Linked DNA regions of Mus musculus: region 2 is linked to region 1. Evidence: chromatin contacts called from ENCODE POLR2A ChIA-PET data. All regions are on one chromosome and are shown on one strand. Each heading gives the region's core, a stretch centred on a gene start or an enhancer-like site at or near the end of the contact. The rest is flanking DNA. Distances are from core to core; before and after follow the strand shown.

Region 1 (4,819 bases), core at 1,350-3,849:
TGAGTCACCCTTACAGTCCCCATCGGAGCTACAGAGACTGGGGGCCGCTTGGGTGGGGCTGAGCAGAGGCAGGTCCTGACACTGTGAAGAAGCCCTCCTCGTAAGCAGCCTAGTCAGGGAGACAAAGGAGGCAACCTACACGCCACGTGTGGGAAATATGGTTGGGAACTCTCTGGGTTCCCATTCATCCCAGATTCCAGAAGGGGACACACAGCCAGGGACAGCCCCACGTAAGCCTTCACTTGCACACCACTCGCAGTGTGGCCAAGACTGCTGAAGAGCCATCGACCTCTGAGCCCTCACTTTCTCCATCCCACAAAAGAAGCTCAACATAGTGGCGAGGCTGGGCTTGGGACTCCTGCTCTTAAAGGGCATAGTAAGTATTTGACTCCATTGCTTTTTGGTCCAGACCCTGAGGTCTCAATCATACCATTATAACCCCAGGACTTGTCCCTAGCTCTCTTCATCTCTCCAGGAGCCAGGGCTGGGCTTGTGCACGCCAAGCACACACACAGTGCTTCCTGCTCCCATAAACTCATGGGCAGCCGGACACTCACCTTCCCTCACCTCCTAGCACACCCCTCCTGTTGCTATTACCCACACTCAACCTCTCTGTTACCCACAAGCCCCATCACTCCTCAATACACACCCGCAGTTTCATACAGTCAGACTGTGAGTCTCCTACCAGTCACCCTTTGCTACTGGAGTTCCATATGGCAGTGTCACCTTCCACACAGTCCTGTCATATACCTGAGCCTTTACAGTATCGTACAAAGATACTGTCACTGAGAAACAAAACACACACACACACACACACACACACACACACACAGAGCAGCCGCCCTCTGCTGGCCTGTTCACCACACCCCAATCTAATCCATAGCAGGAACGAGGAAACCCAGTCCCCTCCTCTGTCCCTGATCAGCTTGGTCATAGAGGATCAGTAGCAGAGGAAGAAGAACCGAATATGATTAGAGGCACGCTTACACACAAGCCTAGGGGGTCGGCACACCGATAGCGTGGGCTCCCACAATTAAAGGAATGAATGTACTCTGGCCAGAGGGTTGTTGTGATATAATGCACAGACCTTTGGAACACACAGGGACACAGAGACATGAGCAAGCCAAGGCACAAAATATACAGGGGAAGCCTCTACATACAAGGCATGATTACCAAGTTGCACGGGGCACACACCAAGCCTCAGAACACACAGACAGCCATGAAGTATATGCAAGTCACACGTGAAAAAGGACACATTCACAGGGGAAGTCCCACTATGACAAATAATACACAAAGAGACAAGATACACACTATACTCACAAGTCCAGACACAGATACTACAGCAACAGAAGCCAGACTCCTCCGAGGGCCCAGGGTAGCGGCCAAAGGAAAAAGGGATCTCCCCCACTCAGTCTAAGTCCTCCAGGTTTGAGTGGGGTGCTGAGTGAGGCTCCCTTCTCTCCCCTCCCCTGTATAAGAGAGTTGGGGAAGTGGGAGCAGTTGTGATGGTGCTCCCTCTCCACTGCCAGCCGGCAGGGCAGAGCACTCCCGTCACTGCTGTCCTCATCACCTTACTGGGCCCCCAGAGGGGGTGGCGTCTCTCCAGTGGGACAGAGACTGACAGCACCAGGCAGAGACCACCCGGAGAAGGGACACGGGGGATCAGAGAGGACAGGGGAATGGTGGAGGCTGGAGCCACGCCCAGCTCAGAGACAGATGGAAAGCCAAGAAAGACACCGAGACTGAAAGAAGAGATAGGGCAAGGAGGCGGCGCCGTGAGAGTCCGCCCGCCTGGGACCCAAGCACTGGAGGCTAGGGAGACAGGCGGCCCGCCCTCCGCCCGGTGGTGAAAAGGACCGGAGACTGGACTGGCAGGGGCAGGCGAGCGTGGGCTGGGGGTGCGGCTCTGGGAGGACTGGGTCGAGGGGACGGCGGATCTGGTGGGGGTGGGGAGACGGAGTACACGGACGGCGAGGGGCAAACAGACCTGGCCTGGGAGCAGAGGACCAGGCAAGAGGGGGTGGGGACCGACGAATGTGCAGAGTCCCCTGAGAGATTTGAGAAGATCGGACGGTCCCTCGGCGGGGATAAAGACACACAGGGGTGGAGTAGGGGGTTAAAGATGCTGGGAGTAGTCGGGCCTGGGCTCCAGCCGTCGAAGAGAGGGTCAGACCGACCAGGGTATGGAGGCACCGGCGGGTCTCCGTGCTCGGCGGGACTTTGGCTGCTCCTGGCTCAGTTTCTCAGTTTCAGAACCAGGAGCCAGAGAAGAAAGCGGGGAATGGAGACTACGGGCGAGGAAAAGGGGGAGAAAGGCCGCTGCGCCCTCGAGTTAACTCGGACCCCGCGCCCGGGCCCAGCTCTCACTCACCTCCCGACGCAGGGCCAGGCGCCAGGGGTCCCGGCGAGCCGGGGTCCGTCTCGTGGCGCGGCTCTCCCGGATGCGCGTGGACGGGGAGGTAGGCACAAGTCTGATCCGGACGGGTCCGGAGGCCAGTGGGGACCTCCCGGGTCCCGGCTCGAAGGGTAGATGTCCACGGGCCGCTCGCGGGATCCCCGCGGCCGCCGCCTCCTGCTCTGGCGCCGCGGCACACGGAAGTGCAAAGGGGAGGGGCTGCGCGACCTCACCCAGGTGCCGGCCCCGGTCCCGCCCCCACTCAGGACCCGCCCCACGGGCGCCCGCCCCTTCGAAGCTCCGCCCACGTGAGCTGGGGGTCCAGCGCGTCTCAGCCTCTTTGAGTTGCAAGTCCTTGGGTCCCCAGATCTGTTAGCCGTCTCTGGCTCTTGTGGCGCCTCGCCTGCCAGTGGCACGCAGGCCATCCCATCTCAGGGGACTAATTTATAGAGGAGGACTCCGAGGCCAAGTTGGGGGGTGGGGTTGAGCACTGCACACACAATGGAGCCCAGGAGGCACCGACGGGGCTTCCCCAACTACTTGCGCCCACACCCGGGACTCCCCACTGGCCAGCTGGCCCGCCTTGCCTGGCCTCATTCCTCTTCCTGCTGGCTTGAGCAGAGCCACGCCGCCAGGCCTGCCGGTTCCAGTCCTGCCCGAGAGAAGGAGCTGGGAGGTCTCCAGGGCGAGAGGTTCTAGCCAGTTTGTCTCAGCACTGCTCCTCAGACAATTGTGGGAATTGCCTCTGCCCCCATCTCACTGTCTTTCCTGAGCCCACGGTTCAGAGCTCCCCTTGCTCAGTCAAGCTCATAAGAGGGATTTGATTGTCAGCTGTAACTCATTCACTCATTAAGGGTCCCCTGGGCCCAAAGTCTGAGCACCAAATGGGAGCCAGGGACTCCATTTTTCTGTCCCCAAAGCCCAGAACACTAAGCTGTTACATTATACTTACCCAAAGAAATGACTTCCTGGGCTGGGCAGATGATCGTTTTTTCTAGCACGCAGAGAGCGCTGTGTTTGACCCCCACCACAGAGTAAACCACAGATGGAGGCTCAGAATAATACTCCAGTGCTCAGGGGGAGAAAGCAGGAGAATAGAGTGTGGACGCCAGCCTGTTCATGAGAGACCTTGTCTCAACAAAACCAAACAAACGAGAACTCTTCCTGGGAGGATACAAGAGGGTTCTAATAGCCCAAGATACCTAAGTTCCTTCTGGAAAACTACCTAGAAGGAATAGAAGTCTAGACAGCTCTTTGCCGACTGAGATCAAGAGAAGTGCTGCTGCAGGGGCTGGTGAGATGGCTCAGTGGGTAAGAGCACCCGACTGCTCTTCCGAAGGTCAGGAGTTCAAATCCCAGCAACCACATGGTGGCTCACAACCATCCTTAACGAGATCTGACTCCCTCTTCTGGAGTGTCTGAGGACAGCTACAGTGTACTTACATATAATAAATAAAAAAATAAAAAAAATAAAAAGAGAAGTGCTGCCCCACCCGTGGAGGCTTGAAACTTCCAGGGATGGGGGACCCTGGCAGAGATGTGGGGCTCCAAACCTTATTTTAAATGTACATTGGGGATTGAGCTAGAGAGAGGAAACCACAATGACTCGTCCCTTCTGTAGAAAGAGGAAGGCTGCTGCTTCCCTCTACCCTGAAAGAAAGAGGACCCAGTTTGAAAATTAGTATTTAAGTCCCCAGTCCTGATAACTGTCCCCACCCCATGACAGTGGATTCTTCCCACAAAGTTGACTGGGCAAATTGGATTCCTTCTGGAACCTTCTGCCTCACATCAGGCTTGTAAGCATGCTGTTTCCTGGGTCATTTCCTATTAACATTCCTCTACCTGTCTCTGCTGTGTCTCTTCCCATCTGTGACTCCCTGATGCTCTTCCCATCTATGCCCTTTCCATCAGCTAAGGGACCCTATTCTTTTTGTTGTTGTTGTTTTGTTTTGTTTTTTTGAGACAGGGTTTCTCTGTGTAGCCCTGGCTGTCCTGGAACCCACTCTGTAGATCAGGCTGGCCTCAAACTCAGAAATCTGCCTGCCTCTGCCTCCCGAATGCTGGGATTAAAGGTGTGCACCACCACGCCTGGCTTGGGACCCTATTCTTTTTTTTTTTTTTTTAATATTTATTTATTTATTATATGTAAGTACACTGTAGCTGTCTTCAGACACTCCAGAAGAGGGCGTCAGATCTTATTACAGATGGTTGTCAGCCACCATGTGGTTGCTGGGATTTGAACTCAGGACCTTAGGAAGAGCAGTCGGCACTCTTAACAGCTGAACCATCTCACCAGCCCCCGGGACCCTATTCTTTAGCTTACTTGGGAAAGCTAAACTCTTGAGCTGAAGGAAAGGGTGTGCGGGGGTGAGCTCAAGTGACCTTTGCCCACCTGGAGTTGGGTTTCACCCTATCTGGCTCCTC
Region 2 (4,819 bases), core at 1,074-3,573, 41 kb after region 1:
AGTGAGGTATTTCTTCATACTTACTAGGGTGGGTATAGAATAACAGCTGTAGGTAAGGTTATGAAAATTTGAAGCTAGTACATTTCTGGTCTACATATAAAATAACGGCAGCTTCTGTGAAGTGCAGTATAGTGGTCCCTTTAAAAATTAAACAGATATGCGTGTGCCAGCATCCCACTCTTAAGTATATATACCAAAGAGAACATTCATAACACTCACTAGTCACAGTGGCCAAAAGGTTGACACTCTCAAATGCCCTTTAGCTGATGATTGGGTAAACAGAATTTGGTATATTCATCGAATGGAGTATTATTCAGTTCTAAGAACTGCCATGTATAGTGACAAACATGTCATCGCAGCATCTGGAGGCAGAGGCAGGAGGGCTAGGGCAAGGTTGGGGTCTGCTTGGTCTACAGAGTTCCGGAACAGTCAGAGGTCCACGATTGGAACAGAACATACTAAAGGAAAGAACTAGTCAGGCACAAGAAGCCACACATTGTATGATTCCACGAGTGTATAGTGTCTAGGACGGCAGGACCACAGACAGACGGCAGGACCACAGACAGCACAGTAGTGGTTGCTAAGTGCTGGGGGAATGAGTTGTGATTGCTTAAAGGGTGCAGTTTCCTTTTGGGGTAATGAGAATGTTAAGGAATTAGGTAGTGGTGACATGTCAATGGTTTGACAACAATGTAAGTGTACTACAAGCCGCTGAGTCCTCTGGTTATAATGGTAACAGTTGTTATGTGACTCTCCTGATGGAAGTAAAGGAGGATCCTGTGGTTGTGGCTCCCTGCCTTCAGAACTCAGCTCCGCAGGAAGGTGAGGAGAGGTGGAGAAGCACACCTATCACAAGGACGGGGGAGGGAGTGGCTCCCACAAGGATGGGGGAGTGAGTGGGACGGGGGAGTAAGCAGCTCCCACTTCCACTGCTTGCTTAAGGCCTTGAGGCCTGAGTGAAGACGGCTGATGACTGAGATTAGAGCATATAGGACACTAAGCTGCCTACCGAAGACGACCCCTTTCCCTGCCATGTGCCTTTTGACAGGAGTTCCCTTGTATAGACAAGTAGAAAGAGGGGCTTGGGCTGGACAATGTGGTGTTCACCCCCAACCACAGCACTCGGGAGGCAGAGGCAGGTGGATCTCTGTGAGTCCGAGGCCAGCCTGGTCTACAGAGTGAGTTCCAGGAGAGCCAGGGCTACACAGAGAAACCCTGTCTTGAAAAATCAAAAGAAAAGAAAAAAAGGGATTTGGAGGTCCCAGTCCTGGAGCTAAGGTGCACTGTCATTCTCAGAAGGGGGCTGGTGGCAAGGGGCCATTTGGGTACTCATTTCTAGCCTTCAAACAAAAGCTAGCTGGCTACTTCTGACCAAAGGCGATTCTTTTGTCCCAGTTGGGTGGAGGGTGAGGTAGACCTTCTCATGACCCCACCTTTTCCTCTTGGAGCTGGAAGTAGCTGTCACCCTGCCAATGCCCTGGGTGGGGAGGAGAGAGAGCCAGTAGCTCAATTCTGCTTTGTAATCATAAATGGCACAAGTTCCATGGTTTATGGAAAACCCAGTCCTAAATGTTGGCAAATCCCGGCTGTCAGCAGGCAGGACACCTGGAGTCAGTTTGCTGGGTGGGTATCTGACATCTGAGCCGTTTGAGCTCCTGGCTGTCTACCTTGGAAGTTGTGTTCTCCAGGCAAGTCCAGTGTTAGAGCCTATGCACAGGAGCCACGGTGGCACTGGCTCTGAGTGGTGGGCTGTGCTTTGGAGGGTGCAGTTAATTAGGACACTTTTATGCCTTGATTGACCTTGGAGTAATATTGATAGTTCTGTTGTGATTATGCCCCTCTCAGAACAGTTCAATTCCAACCCTCGGCTTTCTTGTTTCAGCTTCTCTACACGACTGTTCTGGTGCTCTGCTATGCCATCTATTTAATACAATTACTGCGTTCCCCAGAATCAGCCAAGCAACTAACTCTTCCTGTCTCCAGAGTAACACAACTGTTGCCCAGTATTTCAAGAAGCAGAGTGAGTAATGCATTTTGTTCACAGATGATGGTTTTCCTCGAGATAGAGAAACTGCAGCTGGCTTATTTTATAATAGGAAAGATAAATTTACAGATTGTATTTATTGAGTGCTTGCCACATACTAGGTCAGGATTTCCAAATCTTAGCACTGGTGATTTTTGCATAGGGCATGCTTGGTTATAGGGACTGTTATGCACCTTGGGGTGTTTAGCATTCCTGGCTCATGATGCCAGTAGGTCTTCCCGCACCAGCCCAGCACTTACAGCACCTCCAGACACTGCCACATCTCCTCAGAGGCTCACCTCTCCCAGTAGAGAAAAACTGCCGGGCTCTGTAATCCTTCACGTGCGTCATCCAGTGCTTCCATCTCTGAAGGCTAACATTTTCACTCTTCCTGCATTAGGGTTAAAGAGCTAAGGCTGAGTTAAGGCTGTACCTGTCCAGGGTGAGGATAGAGCGCAATTAGCAGTCCGCAGGGGATCCAGTGCCCATGTTCCACTCCTGTGTCTTCTCCTCCAACCGTTTTCTTGGATTGACCTCTGGCAGAGACAGTCCAGGATTCTGAGAATGCAGGGATAACCCCCAGTGGTTGTTGTCTCATTTTGGACCTTTTTGAGACAAAGTCTTGCTATTTATCCCATACTGGTCTCAAGCTTGCAATTCTGCCTCAGCCTCCTGAGTGCTGGTATGAAAGATAAGAAAGATAATGTCTGGCTTTGTTTTGTTTTGTTTTGATCTTGGAGTGGGGCAGCATTTCACATGACTACTTTCCCATCAGACCAAAGGAGAAAGCTGGATGCTGGCATGCAGGAGTGAAGCCTCATCATGTTCGACCCCTTTTCCCTCTCTGGCGGTTTGTCTTGCATTTCCCACTCTGATGGGGTCAGTGCTATTGCCAGCCTGGAACCAGAGCCTCTCAGGGGACAGGACACCACGTAGCTGCTTCATGCTGGGCTCCTGTCTTTTTCTCAGCACCTGTTTGCTGGTTTGTTGTTTGTTTCTTTGTAGTAGAAGGGTATCTGCTTCACTTCTCTTTTGTGATTACTTGAGAAGGTAGCAGATCTGTGGGAACAGAGGCTCTGAATTCATGGAGTCCTGTTACACAATGGTAAGGAAGGCCCAGGTATTAGATGTCAGAGCCTGCTGTGTTCTCACTTGTTAGCAAGGAGTGCTCCGTTCTCATCAGCTGGCTCTTAGCAGACCTTAACCCAGGACAGTTTTGGCCACCACTATGTCTCATTTGTGGGTGTAAATGGCTAGGATTCCAAATTAGAGGAGTCTCTCCCACACTAGGGTCTCCCAGTGCCCACTGTGACCTGACCAGCTTTTCATATTGACCAGCCTCTCTGTTCTCCAGCATGTTTTGGAAAGGAGTGTTTGTTGAGTTGTTAATAGTTTCTTTACATGCCCAGTAAGGGTGATAAGGACCTGTTCCTTATAAGGTTTTGAGGGCCTAATGAGATGGAGCCTGTATAGGCTTAACCGTGGCCTGGCACAAGTCGGTATCACCATCTGAAGCAAGGCTAACACCATTGGCAGTGGTGTGAGCACGTTACAGTTTAACTGAGAGTACCTGCACCTGTATCCTTGGGACAGCTGCCCCAATCCTGAAACGGCTGACTCCATGATTGGTGTGATTCAGGTTGCAGATAGCCAGGAAGGGACGTTTCTAGGCCTCAGAGAGTTTCCTCTTGATTTGGGAGGCAACAGGAGTAGAGCTGAAGCCTGCAGACTCTGGCTTTTTGTTTGTTTGGTTTTGTGTTTTTGCTTGTTTGTTCTTTTGCCTGGCCAAGTGCTACCTCTTGAGCTCAGACAGTCTTTTCTCATCGTCTGAGTTGGTTGGGACTGTAGACTGCAACTACAGACTCTATTTTTAAAGTGAAACCATTGGCTTCTATGGCTCATGTAACTCCTCTGAAGACGTCAGGAGCTCCGTGAAGCTGTTTGTATTTTGAAAAGAACCATGTAAGATGATCGTGATAGCACAGGCCTCTAAGCCCAGCTACTCTAGAAGCAGAGGCTGGTGGCTAAGAGTCCATGGAGTTCCTGGGCTGTCTGGGGAGCTCAGGACTGCCTGACAGCTTAGAAAGACTCTGCCCCAAGGTTAAAATCAGGAAAAAGTCTGAGGATATAGTAATGTCTGTAAGACCCTGCTCTCGTCTCCATTTTACAGATGCGAGAGCTGGTGCTCAGAGGAGTTAAGTGACTAAACCCCAAACCAGACAGCTTGTTTTGGATCCTCTTCCTTGTAATTGCTTTCTATGGACCATGTTAGGTCTGTGTGGTTAACCAGTCTTCCAAAAGAGTTGGGCTTATTGACCATGCTAGTTTTTTATTTACTTAAAGATTGGGAAGTTCCAGGTAGAAAACTTACTCAGGCTTGTTATTTCTAAAGGGGTAAAGAGAGGAAGGGGTCTTAGGCCAGGTGTAGTGGTGTGTGCATTTAATCCCAACATTTGGGAGGCAGGTAGATCTCTCTAAGTTCAAGGAGGACCAGCCTGGTCTGCATAGTGAGTCTCCACCCCCAAAACAACAACAAAACAAAGAACAAGAAGAGAATAGCCTGCATTCAGCTCTCCCACAAGCGGCATACCTGCGTGGCTCCTTGGAGCAGCTCCTCGGTAAAACTGCTTACAATCATCTGCAAGAAAGATCAGCTGGACCAAATGTTTCGGTTTCCTTTCCTAGTCTTTTAGAATTACGGGTTTTTTATAGGTATTCATTTGGATTTATAATAAGCTAATGGTACCTCAAATGATGACCACTGTTTATATTCTTTGGCATGTCTGAGTAACTTGA

Evidence for each region. ChIA-PET counts read pairs that join two places held with the same protein, here RNA polymerase II (POLR2A).
Region 2: POLR2A ChIA-PET joins it to region 1 with 66 read pairs in Patski. The contact joins the enhancer-like site here to the promoter of Prkcd in region 1. POLR2A ChIA-PET finds 5 or more read pairs at or near these places in 4 of 5 experiments (Patski and embryonic stem cell).

The regions. Positions count from the first base shown.
Region 1 is chr14:30,623,609-30,628,427 of GRCm38, forward strand. It overlaps Prkcd (protein kinase C, delta), which reads right to left and starts at 2,600. Exons shown (of 18, transcript NM_011103.3): 1 at 2,372-2,600.
Region 2 is chr14:30,664,797-30,669,615 of GRCm38, forward strand. Rft1 (RFT1 homolog) reads left to right here. Exons shown (of 13, transcript NM_177815.3): 6 at 1,883-2,020. Among named protein-coding and RNA genes, the nearest start is that of Rft1, 13 kb to the left of the region's middle. Within about 2 kb of position 2,324, at least 1 of the 3 ENCODE cell types and tissues checked has a DNase peak (open chromatin) inside an H3K27ac peak, as active enhancers do.